Linked DNA regions of Homo sapiens: region 1 is linked to region 2. A link is a loop called in an ENCODE intact Hi-C map of the cell type or tissue named here. Cell type or tissue: MCF 10A. All regions are shown on one strand. Each heading gives the region's core, and the rest is flanking DNA. Links, peaks and the distances in the headings are about the cores only.

Region 1 (9,451 bases), core at 1,452-9,451, 790 kb after region 2:
CGGGAAGCTGATGGAGTTTGGGCTCATGCTGGGCTGATGCCCTCAGCTTCTCTCGCTTCTCTTCCCTCTCTTCTGCCCTCTCCCACAGGCTTCCTTGGTGAAGGGGACGCTGTCACCAAAGCCATCCAGGATGCTCGGCAGCTGCTGCACAGCCACAGTGGGGCCTTGGATGGCTCCCCCAACACCCCCTTCCGTAAGGTATGGTCCCCCACTCCCTTGAGCCTAGGGGCAGCAACAGATGGTGGCCAGGAGTGGAAGACACAGTCTGAGGCCACCAAGAGAGGAGCATGGGGAGGAGTGGGGTGATGCAGAGGAGGCTGATGTCAGGTTGCCCCTGTCAACCTAGGACCTCATCAGCCTGGACTCATCCCCAGCCAAGGAGCGGCTGGAGGACGGCTGTGTGCACCCACTGGAGGAAGCCATGCTGAGCTGCGACATGGATGGTGAGGGCTCAGGCGCAGGGCTGATGCGCAGGAGGGCCCAACTCTGTATTCCACCAGGGCCAGGGCTGTGTCTGCCTCTGATCTCTTCCCTCCCTTGGTCTGTTGGGTCCTTTCCAGGTGTGTGTGCCTCTGCTGTCCCATTATGTGTCTGTCGGCTCTGTCTCTGAGTCTGCTTTCCTAAGTTTTGTGACTGCTGAGTTTCTGCTCTCTCTTGAGGCCATACCGCTGTGATTTTCTTGTGTGTCTGTCTCTGGTTCCCTGGCTGGGCCTCTGCGGATAATTTGCTGTTTCTTCTGCCCCATCTGCTCCTGCCTTGCTCCTCCTCGGCTGGCTGCTGTGGGAGCCTCCTCAGTGCCTCCTGCTGGTCAAGTAGGGGACGTCTCTCTGCTGGCCCTGGGGCACTCTCCTGACCCCAGACAGGCTGCTTGGCTGACTTCACTCCTGTCTCCCAGGCTCCCGCCACTTCCCCGAGTCCCGAAACAGCAGCCACATCAAGAGGCCCATGAACGCCTTCATGGTGTGGGCCAAGGATGAGCGGAGGAAGATCCTGCAAGCCTTCCCAGACATGCACAACTCCAGCATCAGCAAGATCCTTGGTAAGGGCCAGTGGCTGGGGCCATGGTTCAGTGTGACCTGGTTGCAGGAGCCAGCTGGGTCTATTCAGGGCTTGCTTGGTGATATTCCATACTGTGTTGGACTCCAGTGGAATCTGACGACAGGGGTGCAGGAGTTGCTGGGGATGTGAGGGCAGCTGGGTCCTGGGGTCTTATATCACTGAAGTGTTCGGTAGCACCTGTCCTCAAGAACTCAAGGAGTGTGCGTGTGTGTGTGTTTACATTCTTTAGTACTCCTGATCTAAACCTAACCTGTTCCACTGTTTGTCCAGACCCTTGCTCTGGCAGAAAACAGGAGAGACTAGTGTTCCTGGGCTGTCACTAGAAAGATTTTTTTAAATTATATGTCCTGATTGGTGGCCACGGAGGGATGTTGGGCAGGGCAGATGGAGCTCGAGGGGCCAGTTGTTTTCAAGACTGAGGCTCCTCCAGTGTCAGCGCAGGACTCTGTCAACTGAGACATCAGGTATTTTGTCCTGAGCAGGGAGCCTGTCTGGGTTGTTGAAGGTCTGAGGTGGCTGCTCTTTTGTTTATGCAAATCAGGCAGGCCAGAGGCTCAAGGAAGTTGCTGGATTGTTAGGAACATGGGTGGGTACTGAGTCTTAAGCTGGCAGTTGGATATCCCTATACAGGCCAACTTCATTCATTTGCCCAATATCCAAGGAGCACCCGTATCGGGCCAGGCCCTTGCTAAGTGCTTGCACATATATTATCTTATGGACCCACCTGGGGATCAAGGTCTTCTCAGGTCCTGCATGGGGCTGGGGGTGGTCAGCAGAGCCCAGCACTGACTGCCTGCCCCTGGGGGGTTGGGTCAGGATCTCGCTGGAAGTCCATGACCAACCAGGAGAAGCAGCCCTACTATGAGGAACAGGCGCGGCTGAGCCGGCAGCACCTGGAGAAGTATCCTGACTACAAGTACAAGCCGCGGCCCAAGCGCACCTGCATCGTGGAGGGCAAGCGGCTGCGCGTGGGAGAGTACAAGGCCCTGATGAGGACCCGGCGTCAGGATGCCCGCCAGAGCTACGTGATCCCGTGAGCAGGCCCCCCCGCAGGCAGCCAGGAGACTGTGTGTACATGTGTAGCTCTCATGAGTGGCTGGGTGTCAGTGTGTGGCCTGCCTTTGTGTGTGACCCCAGGGGTGCTGTGTGTATGCGTACGTGTGTGTGTTATCTGTGTATAGCTGAGCCTGCACGTGCGACCCGACTGTGTATGGCTATGTATGTGACTGTGGTGAGCACTCAGTGGCTGAGGATGTAGGAATGTGACTGGAGGACTGGCCACGTGGACCTGGAGAAAGTGCCTGTAGATCCCACGGCCGATAAACTCAATAGAAATTCAGAGGTGCTAGAAATCAAAGTATTCATCACACAGAAAGGTTCCTGACTTGACTAAAGCAAGCACCCTAGTCTATTCCTTTAAACAGGACATCTCCCAGGGCATTTAAAATATACAATTTCTGCCTGGTATAGTGACACACGCCTGTAATGCCAACACTTTGGGAGGCTGAGGCAGGAGGATCCCTTGAGCTCAGGAGTTTGAGACCAGCCTGGGCAACATAGTGAAACCTCATCTTTAAATAAAATTAGCCAGGTGTGGTGGTTCACACCTGTAGTCCCAGCTACTCAGGAGGCTGAGGCAGGCTCAGGAGGATCACTTGAGCCTGGGAGGCTGACGCTGCAGTCAGCTGTGATTGTACCACTGTTCTCCAGCATGGGTGACAGAGCATGACCCTGTCTCTAAATATAAGTAAACAAAACATAAAATATACAAGTTCTAAAAACTGGATTCACACATGATCCTCCAAGAATATTATCTGTTGAACACATCTATGGCCCTAGGTCTGCAGGTCATCTGCAGGGTCGTAGGTGCCAGTGAATTTGGCCATCAGAAAGCAGGCTGGGGGCAGGGTATATAAGTCACAGCCAAGAGTGTGTGGAGTGGGAGTGCATGCTCTGAGGAGGCCTGGAGGGGAGATGGGTTTGGGGTTGAATCAAGTGTGCATCCATCACCGTTCCCCTTCTCTGCCCCACAGCCCGCAGGCTGGCCAGGTGCAGATGAGCTCCTCAGATGTCCTGTACCCTCGGGCAGCAGGCATGCCGCTGGCACAGCCACTGGTGGAGCACTATGTCCCTCGTAGCCTGGACCCCAACATGCCTGTGATCGTCAACACCTGCAGCCTCAGAGAGGAGGGTGAGGGCACAGATGACAGGCACTCGGTGGCTGATGGCGAGATGTACCGGTACAGCGAGGACGAGGACTCGGAGGGCGAAGAGAAGAGCGATGGGGAGTTGGTGGTGCTCACAGACTGATCCCGGCTGGGTGGGCCTGGCCCCTTCTCCTCTGGGGAAGACCTTGTCCCAACTCGATGGGCACAGCCAGCCAACCTAAGACTATGTTGGTACTTGGACTTGTTCGTGCCCCAGAGATGGGCAAAGCTGTGCACTTGCAGATACATTCATGAGGGGAGAGGCGCCCTCCCTTCCTGAGGAGCTGTTGGCCTGGGTGGGCAGGAACTGCAGTATGGCCATGGGCTGAGCAGGCTGAGCACCTCAGCCTTTAGGGCTTATGGCCAGGGGACACTGTATGACTCTCCTCTCCTGCAGGTGTCTATCCACCTGGGGTATGGCATCTACCGACCTGTCTCCCTGGGGTCACATGCTTTGTTTCCATTCTTGTCCTGGCTGGACCAGCCACTGTGGGACCAACACCCCTCCCACACTCCCCCAGACTGCTCGTCTATCACCAGGATCGCTTTGTACTTTGTGCAAAAGGGTCTGGCTGTCCCTTGCTGTTTTCATCTCTGCCAAGCCTATTGTGCCTCTGGCTGCTGTATGTGTGCGCGTGCACGTGTGTGTGTTTCATCTGTTCATTCACTGCACAAGATATTTATTGAGTGCCCACTACGTGCCAGGCACTGTTGCTGAGTTCCTGTGGGTGTGTCTCTCGATGCCACTCCTGCTTCTCTGGGGGCCTCTTTCTGTGCTTCTCTTTGTCCCCAAATTGCTACCTCTTTGTCAGTCTGGGTGTCTCAGGTTCTGTGTGTCCTTGTGTGCATTTCTGTCTCTCTCTGTCCTCGTCTCTCTGCAAGGCCCTCTATTTCTCTCTTTCTTGGTGTCTGTCCTTTGCCCCCTGTGCCCTCTGGATTCTCTGGGTCTATGTAGGCCCCTGGTCTGCCCTGGGCTCATCAGCCTTCCTGACCTCCTCCTGCCCTCCCCTTCACTCCCTCCCTGGCTCTGCCAGTCGGTTCCCACGGAGCCATTTTTAGCTCTGATCAGCATGGGAATGTGCCTCGGCCTCCAAGGGGCTTTGTCCTGGTGCCCCCGCCCCTGGTCCCAACCTGATCCCACGAGGGAGTTGGGACAGGAGGATTGATGGTGCTCCCCTTCCTGCCAGCGTCAGAGGCCCTGGAGAGGGGCTGTCCATGGCAGCTGGTCTTTATTCCTCCCTCATGAGCACAGGGTCGGGGGGGTCCCCATTCTTGGAAGAGGTTGAGAAGACTCCTGGGCTTCAGCCTCTCCCACCCAGCCCTGCCCCTCACCTGCCTGCCCTCCCCTCCCCCACTCTATACTAGGGACTGGATCTCAGCCTCTGATCAGTTTCACAAAGTTTGTTCCCTAAGGAAATCAAATCCCATTGTCACCTAACTCTGAAGATCTAAATAGCCCTTGGATCAGTATGGGAACCCCAAATCCCACAGGGCCAGATGTGGAGTCTGTGTCTGCCCCCGTCTTCTCTCCATCCTCAAAGCCCCCACTTCTCTCCAGGCTGTTTCTTTTTTTATGACTGTAAACATAGATAGTGCTTTATTTTGTTAATAATAAGATAATGATGAGTAACTTAACCAGCACATTTCTCCTGTTTACACTCGGGGGATTTTTTTGTTTTCTGATGACATAATAAAGACAGATCATTTCAGAATCTGGCCCTTGTGCAGGGGAGGAGGGAGGCTGGCCTAAGTCCAGAATTCCCAAATATGCCACCAGCCTGGGCACCACTGTCCCCTGGTGGCAGCCTGCAGGAGCTTCAGGCCTGGGGCCTCAGAGGAATTGGCTTAATGCAAGGGAATCCCAGGCCAAGCTTGTGAGTGACACATGCCCTCCACAGAGCCCACGCTGAATGCCCCTACCTTGACGAGGTGAGGCCACCCGGATCCTAAGAAAGAAGGCAGTAGTAAGAGCACTGTAATAGGAGTCATGAAGCTCGGGGTCTCTCTAGAACTGGCCACATGGCTGGGGTTGGGGAGTGGGAGCCAGGTCTCTCCTTTGGGGCCTCATTGTCCTCATCTGACAACAAGATTAAACCTTATACCTGGTTCTTACCATTCAGAGAAGTAGCCCTTTGAGACTCTAATGAAAGCTGTGGATCCTTTTCTTAGAAAAGGGCCCACAAAGGTTTACCCTGAAGCCCATCTGAGGCCCCTACGATGCTAATTAATGAAGCAGGGTCTCTAATGATAATGCTTCAGGGCTCTCTATCCATGACACATGCTTTGAGTGAACACTTCAGACCTAGTTATCCCATTAGGAGAAGTAATAGGCCTGCAAGGGCCGGATGACAGACTGAAACACCTCAAAAATGCATATTAACCAGGCTCTAGAGAGACACATCTTGTAGTGAAAAATTAATCCCATCAGTATAGAGTGGGGACAGCAAAACCGAATGGCAGTAGTTCTTGTGGAAGAGTTGGACTTGGGCTGCATTAATAGAGGCTTGTGTTCACAACAGGGGAGGTGATGGTCCAGTGTACCCCACACAGACCTAGTCCCAGGGGTAGCGTGCCCTTCCTCGCCCCCTCACTAGGGAAGTCTCACAATGGAGGGGCCCTGAAGCAGGCACCCCACATGGAGGAGCACAGGAGGGATCCTGGTGCACATTGTCCTTAGAGGAATAGTCAGAAGGGTCAGGCGTGTTTCCTCTAGAAAAGAAGACAGAGTTGGACAGAAAGGACAAGATTGCTTTCTCCAAAACTGCCAGGTGGGCAAAGTGTAGTATTGCACAAAGTTCATGAGGCAGAACTTGAGCTCCTGGATGAGGTTCAAGACTGTCTTGACATAAAGAACACCTTTTCCACAAAAAAGAGTGAACTTCCCAACTCAAGTCCTCAAGCTCTTGAGTACTGGTGGAGGGATTTCTAGATTGGAGAGGGTAGTGGTGAGAGAGGGTAGGTGTGGTGGTTGATTCTAGGGCCACAAAGTTGGGAGGGTGTGGAATGGAGACTGCCCAAGAATTAAGGGCCCAGCCATTTGGTATGGGGAGCGTCCTGAACGCTGGCTGGCTGTTTTTTCCCCAGCCCGGGTTCTCAGAGCCTCCTCTCCTTCGCCCTCCCCACGCCACGTCTGGAAAAGATGCAGGCAGAGGTGGGAGGAGGAGCTGGCGGCGGCGCCTGCCCCCTGGTGGTCACGATGGAGAGCTGCCCATTGCACCTCCCACTCCCCTCAGCCCTCTGCCCTCCGGCCCTCCGCTCTCCGCCCTCCCCTCTCCGCCCGCCCCTCTCGGCCCCCGGCCTCCTCCACTCCACTGGTGGGTCCAAACCATGTCCTGCCAGTCTCAAGACTCTCCCAGCCTGGCTCATTCCCACCTGTCGGTCCTGAGTTCCTCTTCCCTCCCGCAAGTCCTCTTGTCTTGCCTGCCTTATTCCCTCTGCTGAGACACAGTTGCGGGTCCTGGAGCCCCACCCCTGTCTCATGAGAGGCAGGATGGGGCCAGGTGGTTGGAGAGGCCAGGAGCAGAGTGCTGTGGTCATTACCAGGAAAGCTGGGCTACAAGTTCGTCCCCTCCGTGCGTCTCCGGCAGAGACCGAGGGGCAGAGCCCGTTGGGAAGGTGAATGTGCCCAGGAGTCCTTTAACTAGAGCTCTTTGCTAAGAGTCCTGGAAGGGGCCCGAGGGGGTGGAACCCGGATCACACTGGGAGGCTCCCAGGCCTGGTGCTCAGCCAGGAGGACAGGAGTGCTGGTTAGCCTGGGGTGGCAGTGAAAGGAGCCAAGGTGGAACTCCCAGACTTTGAGGAACAGGGTTGTGTTCCCTGCCACCACACCGGCTCACTCCCCTGGAGGACTGGGGGAAGGAGAATGCTTTCTCAGAGGCGGCAGTGGGATGATGTCTGCTGTTAATTCCTTCCCATACAGATGGTGGTCAGGACCTTAGGGGCACAGGACAATACCCGGGGGGGGGGGGGGGGCTCTGTCCCAGCCATTCCCTACTCACCACTGCAACACTTATCTCCAGCGCAACAGCATCAAGACCCAGGAGGCTGGAAACAAAGCTGGCTTCACAGTGTTAATTCTGCCCTCAATTCCAGAGGTGGCTCAGAGAGGAAGAAGGAGCGGGGACACTGCTATTTAGTCCAGACAGGTAGTGTCTATGATGACCACCTGACCCCACAGGTGACCCCAGGGGGCCCCTACCTGCCCAGCCCTGGCACCATCCCTATGCCTGGGCACCTCTTTCGCTCGTGTCCCCCCACTGTCACCCCCCGAGGCTGCTGCCCATGGAGGGCCTGGCTATGCTGGATCACCATGACCTTGAAAGCTCCAGCTGCAGGTGCCAGCTCCAGTGGTTGCCATGGCACCAGGGTGCTTTTTGCAGGCAAAAGCCAAACAACCAGAGTCCACCTGGCAGGCTGCTGCTGCTGTTGCCTCTGCTGCCCCTAAGGGCACTGGGCACTTACTGGCAGGGGGGCAGTCCTGGAGCAGCTGCTGCCCAGTGCACAGCCTGGGAAGTATAGCCGGAGTGACTGGGCTGCCAAGAGGGGTGCCCCCTTCTCATCTTTGAGTTTCTGCTCTTCCTTCTGGCCTTCTGAAAAAGTGACGGATTGGTTCCAGAAATCACTCCTGCCTGTTCTCAGGCAGAGCAGCCCCTTCCCCACCCCACTGACAGCTGGGAGCCAGACATGACCGAGGAAGGTGTCCTGAGCACTTCTATTTAGAATGTCACTGGTTCATCTCCTGGGTCAACCAAAGTCCTTGTAATCCACAGCCTAGTTCCCCCTAAGCAGTGCTTTACCGGGTTTAACTGGTAGGTTCTACTAAGAGAGTCAAAGGCACAGAAGCTGAGTGAGAGAAATAGGGGGCCCTGCCCAGAGCCTTCGGAGCTAGGTGCACAGGAGGATGTGTGCAGGCGGCTACCTTGACTTCAGCATGAAGCCCAGGTGGAGGGGGGATATCAGGAGGGGTTACAGCACCCCTCAGCCCCCACGCAGGGGTCAGTTCCTCACCATTGTCACTCAAGACACAGCAGTCCGGAAATGAGCATTTTAATGCAGAAAGAAAACCATGATAATTTACAAATGAATCACTTTCTGGGCCAGAGCCAGGAAGGCCCCAGGAGCTGTGAGGGTAGAAAGGGAGGTGGAGGCTGTTGAGTGTCCGGGCAACCAGTTTAGTCAGCACCTTTCTGATGGGATCCTGCCCAGGCTCTCCCACGATAGGCCCTGGGGGGCCCTGGCCCCCACCCCATCCTCTTGGCTCCCTCTAGTCATTCCAGATAGGAAGACCTCGGGTCAGCTTCAGGACATAAAGTAGAGCTGGAGAGACATCCCTGGAAGGAGGGCCTGAGGGCCAGGGAGGGAACAAGGCAGGAGACTGCTGGTTCTGGTTTTGGCCACCTCACCCTTGGCCACGTCCCCTCCGGCTAAGCCACAGCACAAAGCAGAGCCAGGCTCTGGAGGCCCAGGGCCTCACCACTCCCTCTCCTGTCCCCCCAGCAGGGGGACAAAACAGAAGCACAGGAGAGCACGTTGGGGAGCATGTTTCCTCGGGCTGAGGTTTGATTGGATCTGGTTTGGAGAAGGTGAGGGATCTCAGAGGAGGTGGCTGCTGGGGAAGATGTCATGCTCAATTCTTGGCCCCCACCCATCACCAAGATAGGTACATCCATGTGTCAGAGTTGGTGTGATGCTGGTTTGGAGCTCAGCACCTCCCACATGGGGCATGCAGGGGGAGACGGACTGGAGGCTCAGGGCACTGGAGGTAGAAAGGAGCCCTCCCCGCCTCCTTCCCCAGGCCAGGAAGGGGTAAACACACATATAAGGCAGCCCCAATTCCAGCAGGGCCTGAGGCTGGGAATGATGTGTTTCCCAGGGGTGGTTATGGTTCAGGACCTGGCTGCAGGCACTTCCTCCCAAGCCTGGTGGGGTGAAGGGGACCCCCGGAAGGGGGTCCTATCAGCCCCTCCAGACAGGAGAATGAGGTCTTCAGTGGCAACCACTGGGGTCTGGCGGCAGGGACAGAGCCTTCTCCCTGGACACCCATGTGTCCCCTCTCCCACCCTGTCCAAGGGTGTGGATCCCAGAGTGCAGAATTGAGCTCTGGAGAACAGGTCTGGCCAGACAGATGGGTAGGGGAGGGATGGGGTGGCTGGTCACTTTGGCATCTCCAAGGCTGACGCTTGAGG
Region 2 (15,420 bases), core at 4,798-12,797:
CGGGGAAGAAACCAGAGTGATACATAATGTATGATGCCACATGTAAAATCTAAAGAAACAAACAACTCTCTATGGCTACATAAATATGTAATAAAAGTATAAAAATACACCAATCTCAGAAGAGCATTTACCTCTGCAGGGGAAGGGAGATGAATGGGAAGAGGTAAAAGGAGACTTAAAATATAGTTCCAATGTTCTTTTTTTTTCTTAAAAATTTACCTAAAGCAAATATGACAGAATGTTAACATTTGTTAACTCTGGTAAACAACTAGATGGTAAATACATTGGTCTTTGTTATATTGCTTTCTGTGCTTCACTGTAGGTTTTTAATTAATTAATTTTTTTTTTTTTTTGAGACAGTCTCACTCTGTCACCCAGGCTGGAGTGCAGTGGTGAGTTCTTGGCTCACTGCAACCTCTGCCTCCGGGGTTCAAGCGGTTCTCCTGCCTTAGCCTCCTGAGTAGCTGGGACTACAGGCAGGCTCCACCACACCTGGCTAATTTATGTATTTTTTAGCAGAGACAGGGTTTCGTCATACTGGACAGGCTGGTCTGGAACTCCTGACCTCATGGTCCGCCTGCCTCGGCCTCCCACAGTGCTGGGATTATAGCATGAGCCACTGCACCCGGCCCATTGTAGGTTTTTAAAAGTTTCATAATTAACAAAGTAAGGAAAGATACAGACTCAAGAATAAAAGTGAGCTGGGCGTGGTGGCTCACACCTGTAATCCCAGCACCTTGGGAGGTCAAGATGGGAGGAAGGCTTGAGGCCAGGAGTTCGAGACCAGCCTGGTCAGCATGGCAAGACCCCATCTCTATTAGAAAAGAAAAGAAAGAAAAGGAAAAGAAAAGAAAAGAAAAGAAAAGGATAAATGTGAGTTGTCATCTGTATACACCAACCCAGGATGTCCCCTTTTCTTTTTCTCTGCTGTTTAGTTTGGTGAATAGACGATGCCTTCCTTGGGCTGTTTTTGCTGTTGTCAGGGTATCATACACCAAGGCCTGGGTTTCAGGTGCCTGGGACTTAGTGCTTGGCTGGTATTCCATTCCCAAGGCCCTGGAAACATCTGTCTGACATCCTAGATGAAGCTCTTTTGTCTGCCTTATGGAAGTCCCTGTTAGATGGCACAGTGCATTGAATAGTGTCCCCCCAGGATCCATGTCCACCCGGAACCTTACAATATGACTTATTTGGAAACAAGGTCTTTGCAGTTATAATTAATTAGGGGTCAAGATGAGATCGTAAGATAAATATGTACAAATATTACGTGTCCGTAATAAATAAAAATAAAAATAATTTAAAAGATGAGATCCTAATGAATTAGGGCGGGCCTGAAATCTGATGACTGGTGTCTTTTTTTTTTGTTTTTGAGACAGAGTTTCACTCTTATTGCCCAGGCTGGAGTACAATGGCGCAATCTCAGCTCACTGCAACCTCCACCTCCTGGGTTCAAGCAATTCTCCTGCCTCAGCCTCCCGAGTAGCTGGGATTACAAGCACCTGCCATGACAGCTGGCTAATTTTGTATTTTTAGTAGAGATGGGGTTTCACTATGTTGGCCAGGCTGGTCTCGAACTCCTGACCTCAGGTGATCCACCCAGCTGGGTCTCCCAAAGTGCTGGGATTACAGGTGTGAGCCACCGCTTCCGGCTATGACTGGTGTCTTTATAAGAAGCAGAAGACACAGAGACAGGGAGAAGATGGCCATGTGAAGACACAGGCAGGTGAAGACTGGAGTTATACTAGCACAAGCCAAGGCACACCAGGAGCCACCGGAAGCTGAATGAGGCAAGGAAGGATTCCTAGAGCCTTTGGAAGAAGCATGACTCTTCCAACCCTTGACTTGGGACTTCTGGCCTCTGGAACTATGAGAAAATAAATACATCTTAAAAATTGTTTTAAGCTACTCAGTTTGTGGGTACTTAGTTACGGCAGCCCTAGGGAACAAATGGAAATGGGTTCTGTGGATCTGAAACCAGATTCAAAGCAGTGTTAGCTTTCACCAGGATGTAATGTTTCTGGATTAAGAAGGAGGTGTTTGTATGTGGCAGTCCTAATTTATATAAGGTCATTCTATACCCCTGTTGGTGTCTCTCTTACCCAGTTCCACAGAGCTGTCTTGGCGGCTGGTATATGGATGAATGCAAGGCCAGGCATGGTGGTTCACGTCTGTAATCCCAGCACTTTGAAGGGCTGAGGCAGGAAGATGGCTTGAGCTCAAGAGCTTAAGACCAGCCTGGGCAACATAGCAAGACCCTGTCTCTACAAAAATTGAAAACCAAATTAGCTGGGCATGGTGGCGGGCACTCGTGGTCCTAGCTACTTGGGAGGCTGAGGTGGAAGGATTGCTTGAGTCTGGAAGTCAAAGCTGCAGTGAACCACGATTGAACCACTGCACTCCGGACTGGGTAACAGAACAAGACCCTGTATCAAGGGGGAAAAAAAAGATGAATACACCTCACAAACCCCTTCCACAGATTTCTTGAAAGGAAAATCTTCTATTTTTTGGCTGTTCGGCATCTGAGCCCTTTATTTATTTTGGGAAATTCCCCACTATGTGAGACAGAGCCTGACTCCTATTATTAAATATGAGATTGCCAGATACTCACCTCCCAGTCTCACTTGCTGGTAGGGCACTAGCACCTGACTTGGTTCTGCCAGTTTGACTTGGAATTGAAAGTTAATGACATGATAAAGCAAAGGCCCTGTGGAACCCACCCTGATGACGGTAGGGCAGTGATGGCAGTGGCCTCCAGATTCCATAGGCAGGAACAGCAGCAGTTCTCATAAATGGAGCTCCCGAGTCTGTGCCAGGGCGGGGTGGGGGGTCTTTATGGACATGAACTTGGGTCCTTGGGTGTTGTTTCTGATTGCATGCCCTCAAGCTTGGTCTGGAGCCCTCCCAGAACTACCTGATATGCCATCCCCCTTTAAACGAACAAACGAATGAATTCTCGTTCGGTTTAAATCAGCTAACTTCAGTTTCTGTTGTTTGCAAACTAAGAACTGGGACTGACACAACCCAGCCTCTAGCTGGTGGTCTGGCCCCAAATGGTCCTTGATGATTATTTCTTGGACTTCTAGGACATGAATGTTTAAAAATATTCTGTTTTGGCCGGGCCCAGTGGCTCACGCCTGTAATCCCAGCACTTTGGGAGGCTGAGGCAGGAGGATCACGAGGTTAGGAGATCGAGACCATCCTGGCTAACACGGTGAAACCCCATCCCTACTAAAAATACGAAAACGAAAAATTAGCTGGGTGCAGTGGCGGGCGCCTCTAGCCCCAGCTACTCAGGAGGCTGAGGAAAGAGAATGGTGTGACCCCAGGAGGCGGAGGTTGCAGAGCGAGACTCTGTCTCAAAAAAAAAAAAAAAGTCTGTTTTATTGTCCTATGAAAACATAGGTATTTATTAAAATGTGTCATAATTTTTGGCTCAGAAAACATAATAAGTGAGGCCAATGAGAGATGCTTTTCATAATTTTAAGGTGCCTATGGGCTGAGAGTCCCCTTAGGGGAGGACGGGCCAGGAAACACCACCTGACACTTGCTCTGGGCCAAAGCCCTCAGGGCTGTTCTGGGTCCACTCCCCTGCTGCCATAAGGACATCCCCTCTGCTCCTGGCTTACCCTTGCTACAGGGCTTGGAACTGCTTATGCCCCTGACGCCTTGACCGTGTGTATACCTTGATTGTATATATCTGTTTCTACTTTGGGACTTGAGTTTTCTGGCTCCTTCCTTGGAATAGCTTTCCGCACACCTTCTTGTGCAAACTGCCATTGTTGGTCTTGTTATCTGACTCAGATCTACCTCTGGGACTGCCAGCTAAGCCTGGCACTGATAGCATGCTTCTGTTATTGTCCCTGCCTGCCTCCAGAGTCCTATTTTGCCAAAACTCATGGCTCTGATGAACACTTGTGGAGAAAATGTGGGGATTATTGGGGTAGAATACAAGGACAAAGCTGCCGATTCTCTATTTCTGGTGGGTTGTAAGAAAGTTCAAGACTGACCCCTCTGATTTCCAATACTCTTGCTTATGTAGGTAGGTCTTCTTATTGCCTCTTGGAACTCTGACCCATTTCCTGTTTTTATTTCTTAAACTGGGTCAAATGTACTTCTGTTCTTTCTCCCCTACGTGTAGCTCACAATCTGGACACATAGATGGAAACAGCTCATTTATCTTTAGTGTTTGCAGTTTCTTTTGGAGCCCAGCATGGCTGGGCATGGTCTGCTTGGTCCTTTTGTCCATTCCAGTCTTTCTGGACTCATTTCCCCCTTCTTCTGCTCCCTGGACCACACGGTCCAGGAAAGGATTAGGTCCAGTTTATTGTGCCATTTCATGCAGCACATATGAGCATGGCCTAGTTTCCAGAAAAGTTTCCTACTCTGGAAACCTGGGCTGCTACAAGATTGAGCAATGTGTTTGCTCCATCTGGGCACAACTTTCTAGCCTAGGTACCCAGAGGCTCAGCTGGCAACAGGAGTCATGTCTACTAGCTCCCATCTGTCTGAGGCAGAAGAATTTCTGGGAGAGTTTGAGGTCTACACAGGATACTGAGTCTCCTGATGATATACATCAACTGTGGACCCTGCATCTGAGTGCTTAGTAGAATAAATGGCTGAGCTAGCAAACAAAGCTAACAAAGAAGTGCATTGCAAGCCCCCAGTGAGAGGGAGCTTGGGGCTGTTCTGCAGCATTCCTGGCTACCCTGCCCCTCATCATTCCCCACCCTTGGAAAAAAAAAATGAACATTTTGTCCCTATGCCTTAATTGGCACTTATAGCAAACTACCTCATGGGTTCTTGAATGAACTAGGTGTCTTTTAAGTTGTTAAGGTAAAACAAATGTTAGTTATTATTATTTCTATCACATGCCATGGCAAGAACCTTGAGAACTTTACATTCAACTTTCACATACTAAATGCAGCAACTACTGACACATTATCTAGCTCAAGGTTTGCATTCAGTAAAAATTTGTTGAGTGATTAAGCTATGTTCATAGAGAGAAAAGACGATGATTTGCCTATTTTTCTTGCCTTCCCTCTATGATCCATGTTTCTGCTTGTCTTTCCTTGGCTTGACTTAGAGAGAAATGGGAAATCCTATCTTTGTTTTTCATACATCTAACAGAAATGTAGCATTCCTTTCAATTATGAAGGTAACAAACCACAGCCTTATTAGCAGTACCTGAGGCTTTGTCACCAGCTGAAATCACATATATTTTTATTTATTTTTTATTTTTTGAGATGAAGTCTCGCTGTTGCCCAGGCTGGAGTACAGTGGCTCTATCTTGGCTCACTGCAGCCTCCGCCTCCCAGGTTCAAGCAATTCTCCTGCCTCAGCCTCCTGAGTAGCTGGGACTACAGGCATGCGCCACCATGTCCAGCTAATCTTTGTATTTTTAGTGGAGACAGGGTTTTATCATGTTGGCCAGGCTGGTCTTGAACTCTTGACCTCAAGTGATCCATCCGCCTGAGCCTCCCAAAGTGTTGGAATTACAGGTGTGAGCCAGAGCACCCGGCCCACAGATTTTTTTTTTTTTTTTGAGACGGAGTCTTGCTGTGTTGCCCAGGCTGGAGTGCAGACCGCTCACTGCAAGCTCCGCCTCCCGGGTTCACGCCATTCTCCTGCCTCAGCCTCCCGAGTAGCTGGGCCTACAGGCACCCACCACCACGCCCAGCTATTTTTTTTGTATTTTTTAGTAGAGACGGGGTTTCACCGTGTTAGCCAGGATGTTCTCTATTTCCTGACCTCGTGATCCGCCCGCTTCGGCCTCCCAAAGTGCTGTGATTACAGGCATGAGCCACCGCGCCCGGCCAGCCACCGCGCCCGGCCAAGATATTTTTATATCACATTACAGTTGTTAAAATAGTTTGATATGCCATTTACATGCATCAATAGTTTGAAATGACTATAATTAACTAGACCTGTTGCTAAATCTTGTTATTCATCGACTTAATAAAGAAACATATATATTATTATATCAAAAATGTATATGTTTTATATTTTGGTAACTGTACTTCAATGTAATTAGTTTCCTTTGTAATCCTTTACAAAGTCTTTGTAAGCCTAGGCATGTGGCCTAGGCGGGCAGATCGCTTATGTCCAGGAGTCGGAGACCAGCTTGGGCGACATGATGAAACCCCATCTCTACAAAAAAGCCAAAAGTTAGGTATGGTGGTACATGCCTGCAGTCCCAGCTACTTGGGAGGCTGAGGCAGGCAGGAGGGTTGTTTGAACCCAGGAGGTGGAGGTTGCAATGACCTGAGATCGCGCCACTGCACTCCAGCCTGGGTGAGAGTGAGACCCTGTTTCAAAAAAAAAAAAAAAAAAAAGGCCGGGAGTGGTGGATCACGCCTGTAATTCCAGCACTTTAGGAGGTCGAGGTGGGCGGATCATGAGGTCAGGAGTTCGAGACCAGCCTGACCAACATAGTGAAACACTGTCTCTACTAAAAATATAAAAATTAGCCGGGCGTGGTGGCGCACACCTGTAATCCCAGCTACTCAGGAGGCTGAGACAGGAGAATCGCTTGAACCCGGGAGGCGGAGGTTGCAGTGAGCCGAGATTGTGGCACTGCACTCCAGCCTGGGCGACAGAGCGAGATTCCTTCTCAAAAAAAAAAAAAAAAAAAAAAAGGAAGTTGGGAAAAAGTGGGCTAAGTGGGCTGCGATTTAAAGGTTTCAGAAAAGGCTGGTGGTGCGAGATGAGATGCTGCCCACTAGTGGCTAGAAGGCAGAACTGTGAGCCTGCATGTAAGGCAGGCCCTGGGACATGGGGTTTGGGACGGTGGTAATTAAGTTTCTTCGTACTTGGGTCTGAAATAAGAGAACAAAGCCTACTGCCTTTGACCCCTGCCTACTGCATCAGCGTGATCAACTGAAACTCTCTCCCTTTCTCTCTGTGCTGCAGCCATTTTCGCTGTCTAGAGCCTCAGAAGCTTCCTTGTGCATTAGGGTGTGTATGCATGCTGCTATCTTTGCCTGGACCTGCCCTTCCATCTCTTCGTCTGGATTACTATGCTCTCACTCTGTATCTCAGAGTATCTAGGCCAGGCTCCTTGATAATCCTGGTGTAGACCTATGCTCATCGTCACAGCTCTTTCTCAGTCTAACTACATGATCCTCAGTGTGATTTTTTTGCCGTTGTTCAAGGACTGTCACTGCACTGGACTACAAGCCCCCAAGGGCAGGGGCTGTTTGCTTTTGTTCTCTGCAGTATCCCCAGTTCCTGCTCAGTGGCACTCACTAAACATTTACTGATGAAAAGTGAATTTTGAATTGGAAATTCATAAAGGAACTGTGAATGCTAGCAGAATGGATTTGGGTCCATCTCCAAAAAAAGTAAGATGATCTTTCTCTATTTATGACAGCCAGTGACCCACAAGCCTCCTGCATACACCTAATAATCCAACAATACAAGGATCCTTAGGACAGCACAGTGTAAATAATATTGCAAAACTGACAGGCTGGGGAGACAGACGGCCAGGGTCAGATCCTGGCCTTGATGCGTCCTTCCTGGGTGACCTCTGTGTCTTTGTTTCCAGTTTCCTCCTCTGTAAAATAGTGAAAATAATAATCTCCATGGTAGAGAATGGTGAAGAATACTAAATAAGTAAAGCCCTTAGCACATAATAAGACTGATCAAATGGCAGCTGAAAGAAAAAGAGTCAACTGAGCCTGAGGGACAGTCTATTCTTGCTACTCTGTTTCTTACAAAGCACTGGGTTTAGAAACAAGGGAAGCCTTGCAGCAGGGCTGGCTCCCATTCCTCTCCCTGCTCTGTCTTGGTTGGGATGCTCATGGGAGCTGCAAAGAAGCAAAAACGGAGAGGCAGAGGATTCCTCCTTATAGTTAGATAATTCCTGCCCTATGTGCCACATCTCTGTCTCCTCCACATGGCATCTTCCTGTACTGGAGATCCAAGGCAGAGGGGCCTTATCTGCTGTCCTTGAGGAGAGGACTGTGATTAGAGCTATGATTTCTTTCTGGTAGTTTCACACACTAGCATTCCTGCCTAACTCTCACGTCAGAGAAGTATAGTCAAATTAGTTTACTTTGGCTTAAGATGGAGTTGTAACATTTGCAACATGCTTGGTACAGAATTTAGTGCCCAATAACTATCAGTTGTTATTTCCCTATCAGAAAATAGTGGATTGTTCTGAAGGCACAAGCCTAGTCTGCCCTCCTAACTTATGCGACATTTGCTAAGCACCTATCACAACATCTGGCACTCAAAGGCTTTCACGATATGAACACAGGATGAATGAGAAAACAAATGGGGGGTAAAGGTTTGTTTTCCTCTTCCAGGGCCAACGGGCTTTGGCAGGCTTGGCTGCCCTCAGATCTGCACAGTTGCCACTAGAGGGCAGAAGCAGTTAAGACAACAATACCCAGGACTAGCCAGATCCCGAATTACCGGCTTTGCAAGAGAGGATGGTGGAAAGGGTTGAAAAAAAAACCCCAGTTATTCTATATCTCTTGGGGACCATATGGAAGGGAATGTGTAGAGAGGATTGAAGTTAGACTTAAAGAAGAACTTCCAGAACACAGTTTGCTAACTACAGCTTTTATACAAGTGACTTTTTTTTTTCATTTTTTTTTCCTCTTAGCTTCATCTGCCCGAACAGAATAGATGAGAAAGAGGGCTCATCAGTCCAAGGCCTGTGTGACCTGCGACCTCACCAGGTCCTCCTAAAGTAACCCTCCTGCAGTCTGCTTTAAATGACTCCACTCTTGTAGATGCAATCATAAAATAACTTTATTGGTCAGGTTAGCCACCACTCATGCTTTTCCTGTAATAAGGATCCTTTATAAAGGCATGATGGTGTTCACATGCAGATGCTTTCTGAAGAGCCCTGGGGCAGGGGGCAGCCTTGCCCCTCACATCGGAGCTCCTTTGTTGAAATGAGCTGGTTTGGCTTTTGTGGATTCCAGGTCTGGAGCCAAGAACGTAGTCCAAAGATCCCCTCTTCCCTTCTCAGGGAAGGTGCTTCAAAGCATACACAGTATCAGGGATGTGATGGCATCTGGGCAGAGCCTATACTTGGGCTAACTCTCCTCCAACAGTCCTTGCCCCTGACTGCCCAGATGGCTTTGTCCCAACCTTGCCCAAAGGGCAGGTGGGTTAAGCCCCAGGCAACATTACCTTTTGAAATGGGAAGAATTAAGTGCTCCCCAGCCAAACTATAAAGCAAAAGCCACCTTCACTAATGAGGATATAGCTCAGAGATGTGAAAGCAGAGGGTTGTATGCCCAGCACAGGCAAGATTTGGCTGCCTGGCCTGGGCTTCACGGACCCCAGCCAGAGCTGGTACTTTTTAACTATGGCCTTAGGACAAACCAGGTGAAACAGATTAACCACATCCTCCTTCTTTGGGCTAGCAAGTCCAGGGCTGCCTGGAGTCTGTCTCTACCATCAGGATATAGAATCTTCCTGCTTGGATAAAAGGAGAGGACAAACTGTGTTTCTCATACTTTAAAAACCATGTGGCCGCTACCTTTGTGGATAAAAACCCAGGTAGGATGCTGTTTGGAATGCAGAAAGTGCTGGGCAAGAATGGAACTACTGGGGCTGCTTTCTCAACTCAGCCAATTTGAGGTGTGTTTGGCCCATTGCAGATGCTGATGGTAAGCAAAGTCTGGCCTTTCCTCTTCTGAAGTCTTATCCACCTTCAAAGAGCTACCCAGCTGCCAAAATATAGCCCTATACATTGATCTAAGCCTGAGGTTGGCTGTCTCCTCCCACATCAGGTCATGAATATTATCATCATGCTGGTGACCTCCAATCTGGTGGCTTTCCAGGGGTGAGGTTAGGGAGGTATAGAAGTGACTCCTGGTGTCCTTTCACCCTCAGACACAGTGTGGGTTGTCTCCACAGGTTGCTGGGCAGATGCTCACATGCCTTGGGGTCTCCTGACTCTGCTTAAGGCACAGAAGAGGCATCTGTGGAGGAAAGTGGAGTGGGTGAAGTGGATTTCAGAAGAGGCAGCTGGGCAAGAGGTATATTTTGAGAAGCAACAAATGGGAGCCCAGAGTAACTGCACGACCAGCCCAGCACAGAGGGAGAGCTGTCAAGTGCTGCTCACAGACAGCCAGGGATTGTTAGAAAAGTATGGTTATATACTATTGCCCATGCCACTTTTGAAGTTCCATGACCTCAGATCATTGGGAAGAACTTAAGAGCCGTGAGATTTATGGGGTTGGAACATCCAGGGATCCTTCCATCTACCACCACTTCTGTCCCTGGAAAAGAGTGAGCTTCTGCCTATGTCCTCAGCAGAAGGCTGCCTGTCCCTGATCGCCCCCCCTAACCCCACCTACAGGAAAGAAGACTACAGAGGGTGCCCGTGGACTTCTGTCACATGGTCCATCCTGGACCTTCCAGCAAAAGCCAAACCAAACCATCAAGCCAAATGCCACGGGGGCTCTCCGCCCAGTACCCGGTGCCAGGGCTGCTCAGATCTCGATGAGGCTGGCAAGGCGCAGGCAGAGGGGCGCGTCGGCAGGCATGGCGCTGCGCTTGATCTCGTTCCCGTCCAGGCGCAGCACCTGCAGCTTGGAGAAGTTCACGACGTCCACCACGGTGCAGAAGCTGCTGATGGAGAACTCTGTGGGGACAAGAGGAGCACGGGTCAGGGAGAGAAGCCCAGATTACGAACCTGAAGCCACAGTGAGATTAGCCTTTGTGAAGCAGCTTAGATAAAGGGGTGGAAGTTGGGGATGGAGGGCAGATGTTTTCCAGGATTGGAGTCATACTTACTGGCGCCACTAGGGGCAGAACTAGGGACAGAGTGAGGACTGTGCCTGCGTCTGCAGCTCACCTCCTAACCACCAACCTGAACTTTACTCTGCAGGCCCAGGAATGTTCTTAAGCGTCCTTCCCTCTGGGACATTTTTTTTTTTTTAGCAGGATAGGGGGGCAGGTGGGCAGCTGTGGGCAGCAGTAGGAAGCAGAGGGTAGCCAAAGACCAACCGTAGACACCTTGAAATACTTGATTGTTTTTGGAGAGGGAGGGCTTTGCTGAATTGCTGTGAGAAAGAAGACTGGGGAAATGGAGGGACTTAATACTTTACAGATAGAAAAAGTGGCAGGAAATTAAAGAGAGAAAGCCTGGGCCGAGAGACAAGTGTCTTTGTGTGCCAGGGCTTTGAGTGGGTTGCACGTCTCCATTCTAAATACTGCCAGAGCAGTGAGCAAGGCTCTGAGTTTAAAGGAAGCTGGGGACTCATAGAGCACTGGGGCTGCTAGGGACCTCAAAAGTCAAATAAATAATTTCCCTGCCTCCTGCATTTAATATGATTACAATCTACTCCCTTTTTTAAACCTGAAAAGAAGTCTCCTAAGATTTTCCCCTAAACCGCAGAATTCTAGTAGAGACAATAGTTCTGCTTGGATGGTATTAGCATAAATCTTTCTGTTGCTATTAACCCTGTTGTCCCTCTGGTTGTCCTCTTTGACAAATCAACCACTCTGTCTCCAGTCTACTGGGTCAGTAACTTGAAAGGAAAAGCCAAGAACTCAGCTAAAACTTCAGGAGAGATGGCAAAAGTCACCATTGAAAGCTGAGGAAGCCTCGTAGGGCTGTCTTTACCATGGTGAATGAGGCTTTCAGGAAACTTGCTCCTGTTGTCATTCTCTGCAAAGGGGGTTTGAATGAAGTTACCCATTGGGTCTTGAGGGTAGGATTGTCCATGGACACATCCCTAGCAGCTGTAATACTTGGGTAGACCCAGAGCTGGGGCTTGCTGTTGTACCAGAGGCATCCATCGGCTTGCAGCAGTGGTCAGGAGGTGCGTCAGTCTGGGGCCAGGCACGAGGAGTGGGGGCAGGGGGTGCTTTTCTAACTCTATTCTTAGGTGTGACCATGAGGGCTCCCCTTGGGAGAGGTTATAGGTATGAAGAAGACAGTTCCAAGAAAGACAGCATGGAGAGCTTAAAGAGGCTGATGAAAAAAGTGTTTTTAAATTAGCATTTTCAATGGTTTTCAGTCTCTGTTAAGCACTGACCAAGATAAGATGAGGTGAGGTTGCAGCAAATTAACTTGTATTGCAGGCATAACACAGAAAATCTAGGCCTAAAGAAAATTAGACACTGAGAAAAGTAGCGGAAACTGGGAAATACTCGTCTTTGGAAAACACTCCTGGTGGGGTAGAATTTCTGGAATACTTTTGGATGTTTCCTTTCTGGTCCCAAGGACTAGATTAAGTGGCCTCTGAGTGAGCAGGTTGGGGGCAGAGCCTAGACCGGGGCTGGGTCTATGTTATCTGTGTACAAGCAGAGCAGTGGGGTGAGGAGAAGAAGCAAAGTGGCTCAGCTTAAGTATCATTTCCAGCCCTACTTAGGATGGAGCTGCAGGCTCCGTGATAGATTCTTTCCCAGCCTGGAGCCCTCAGACTGCCTGCTAAAATTCCAGATCCCAGCTGTGGATAGGTAAATGTGGGACATACCTGTGGGGAGCTAGACACACAGTGTATATGGACTCTAGCCACATACTGGGTACTGTGAGCACCCCCCCGTCTTCCCCAAGCCCATGAATAGGACAGGCTTCTGCGTGGAGGCACTGGAGGACATTTTTCTAGCCCAAATTAAATACTGACATAAGTCTTTCCAAATTCCTACTGGTGTACCCGCCCTGCTCCACTGAATCCCAAAGCTTCTGAATAACATTCTGAGCTGTGTTCTTGCCAGGCTGGAAAAACTGAGGGAGATACTGATGGAAGAGGGAAGTGGCGAGGAGAGGACCACATCTGATTCCCCTGTGCGCCCCTGAGCTCCTGTTCTTCTTTAAGCTCCTCTCTCAGAAGCTTGTTTCAATCCCACCTCCAACACCCCCCATCCCCAAGTCCCTGACTGGTTTGCAGGGAGATGTCCCTCACGTTTGCTGTAGGAGAGGGGGCTGAGCTTGGGGAGCTGTTTTCCTGCTAGTGGTCTGCATCAGAGAGATATTCCTCACCATTCTCAGTCGGAGATGCCTGGCTCTAGGTCCTTTAGGTCAGGATTCTAATCTACATCATCTGGAGGACTTTGAGAGATGGCTTTACCTTCTCTGTGTCTCTTTTTCCCCAAAACAACAACAAAAACTGCCTGTCAACTTTAAAGTGGCAATGAGAAGAAAGGCTAATAATAATAGCTATCATTGGTTTTTAAATTCTATGCCAGGCCCTAGACAAAGCACTTTACATATATTAATTCACTACTTTAAGGAAAATAAAGCATTATTTTGTCTAAAAAGAAGGCTGAGAGAGACTAAGTGATACCTAGTCACGGGGCTTGGACTTAAATTGCACAAGAATTGATTTGGGAGTAGACACCGAAAATTTGGGGGTTGTTTGAACAGAGAATTTGTTTGCGGGACCTTAGGAAACTGCACTAATTTTATTTTCTGACAAGCGTCTGGAAGAGGTGGTCCACCTCCCATTTGAGTGGCAGATGTGGTTCTGCATGAAGGCAGAACGATGATAAAAGGTTGTGATGAAGCCTTTTCCATCCCAACTTTCTCTGATTGTATGGGTAGGTGCTAATAGATTCTTTCCCATGACAGCTGTTCTTTGCTGTCACAGTTTCAGGGTCAAACTTGGATGAAGCACAGCATACGTGTGACATTTCTGATGTGACTGCTCCTGGATTCAGAGTGTGTGGCAGGTAAGTAGTGGTAACTGCTGGTGTGATGATAGACAGCCACAAGGAAATGTCAAACGTCTGCAGCTTGCAACATCTTCAAGATGTCTTGGCTGGGCGCGGTGGCTCATGCCTGTAATCCCAGCACTTTGGGAGGCCGAGGCAGGCAGATCACGAGGTCAGGAGATCAAGACCGTCCTGGCTAACACGGTGAAACCCCGTCTCTACTAAAAATATAAAAAGTTGGCCGAGCGTGGTGGCAGGCGCCTGTAGTCGCAGCTACTCAAGAGGCTGAGGCAGGAGAATGGCGTGAACCCAGGAGGCGGAGTTTGCAGTGAGCTGAGATCATGCCACTGCACTCCGGCCTGGGTGACAGAGCGAGACTCTGTCTCAAAAAAAAAAAAAAAGACGTCTTAGAGGACCCCTCAATCCCCACCTTGGGAATAAAAAGACCCCAAAGAAAGAGAGATTTTAATAAAAAAGAGTTTAGGCTGTACATGATGGTGTCAGGCACTTCAAACTAAAGGTGCCAGACAGATGCCTCTTTGCCTTGCCCACCCGACTGTCAACTCCCAAATTGCCCTCTGGGGCTGGTGCCTCTCTCACTCAGAGGGCTGCCCAGCTTGTTAACATCTTGCTCAATGACTGATCTGTTCCCTGAGCACAGGGGAGAAAGGAATGAGAGGGAGAGGGTGACGACTCTGTTCTTCTCAGCGCTTTGATGGTGCGGTTCTATCTCAGCAGGCTCCACTTCAAAGCCCTTTGCCAGTGGTCGTTAATGAGTCCTCCCTTCTCCAGATGGAAGAGGACTTTGCTGACAGGAAGGGAGGTCAAGTGCTGGCTCAGTACCTTCCAGCTGGGATTAAGACATCAGAAGCCCTGGGGTAATGTAAGCATGTTCTGAATACTAGATCCTAAGACTAAAGGGAGCTGAAAATCAGCTAGATAATTCCATCTGAAATGAATATTTCTTAGAGTCAGGGAGGCAGCCTTTTTTTTTTTCCTTTGGGCATTGCAAGGAAGTGCTTATGAAACAGGAAGCCCAGTGTCCTAGGCTTGGTGGTAGTCAGGCTCATGTTACCCTAGGAAGGATATCTGCCCTGCCACCAGGGGGTCCTTGTACTCCAGGAAGAACTGACCAGAACAAGTGCCGCATTCAGCTCTGAGAATAAACACCAAAACACAAGACCAGGCTGTAGACGCAAGAGTAGTTCAAGTGGAAAAAGAGAGCTCATCCTCTTCTGGGACAGTGAGTAAGTGCAGGGCTTCAACCCACCATTCTCCTGAAACAGACTTTAGAAGCTAAACTTAAATCTCCCTCCCTTTGAAGTATTCCCTCCTAAACTTCTCCGAACTCATCTCTTACTGCTCCCTGACACATGACCCCTTCATCTCAGACACGTGACATTTCCCAGCTGTCCCCTACATCGACAGGTGACCTGTGAAAATGACTGGCTCCTTTGTGGCAAGCCTCTGTCCCAGAATGTCTCCATCCTGCATACCCCCAACCCATGCCCACTTATCTCTCAAGACCTGGAATGAAACTTACCTCTCCTGGAAAGTCTTCTTCTGTACCAACCCACTCCCCACTGAATTGTCTTAGCACTGCTATTTAGTATAAGTGTATTCTCTTTTGTACAGGGGTATGGCTTGGTTGTCAGGTTGCTTCATTTGTGCTGTCTGGTTCCCCTATTTCTATTTCTTTTGTTTTGCCACTAGCACTCAGAATAGTGTCTTTCAAGTGAAATAGACAGCCAGTCCCCGCCTCCCTTTGCCAAGGTCTCACCATTGATCCTATTGCCT

Evidence for each region. A loop is a pair of places that touch in the nucleus more often than their neighbours do. Peaks named below come from ENCODE experiments on the same cell type or tissue, not always from the same donor. Only the 100,000 strongest peaks of a DNase experiment are listed, where the experiment ranks them.
Region 1: a loop joins it to region 2, with 7 times the contacts of the local background. A loop is called at or near these places in 5 of 110 quality-filtered maps.

Annotation. Positions count from the first base shown.
Region 1 is chr1:204,122,766-204,132,216 of GRCh38, forward strand. SOX13 (SRY-box transcription factor 13) reads left to right here. Exons shown (of 14, transcript NM_005686.3): 10 at 89-198; 11 at 347-443; 12 at 896-1,039; 13 at 1,876-2,092; 14 at 3,093-4,978. The coding sequence ends at 3,369. It overlaps ETNK2 (ethanolamine kinase 2), which reads right to left. Exons shown (of 8, transcript NM_018208.4): 8 at 8,297-9,451. The coding sequence ends at 9,419. Among named protein-coding and RNA genes, the nearest start is that of ERLNC1, 14 kb to the right of the region's middle. RefSeq lists enhancers at 2,762-3,263, 3,264-3,763, 7,114-7,617, 7,618-8,120, 8,137-8,673 and 1 more. In MCF 10A, for the core only: CTCF peaks have their summits at 5,070 (motif pointing left) and 6,446 (motif pointing left); DNase peaks (open chromatin) are centred at 5,046, 6,416, 6,956, 8,396 and 1 weaker place.
Region 2 is chr1:203,331,889-203,347,308 of GRCh38, forward strand. FMOD (fibromodulin) reads right to left here. Exons shown (of 3, transcript NM_002023.5): 2 at 15,404-15,420; 3 at 8,740-10,606. The coding sequence ends at 10,455. Among named protein-coding and RNA genes, the nearest start is that of FMOD, 12 kb to the right of the region's middle. RefSeq lists enhancers at 10,503-11,005, 13,989-14,649. In MCF 10A, for the core only: CTCF peaks have their summits at 6,737 (motif pointing left), 8,345 (motif pointing right) and 10,764; DNase peaks (open chromatin) are centred at 6,733, 8,373 and 10,773.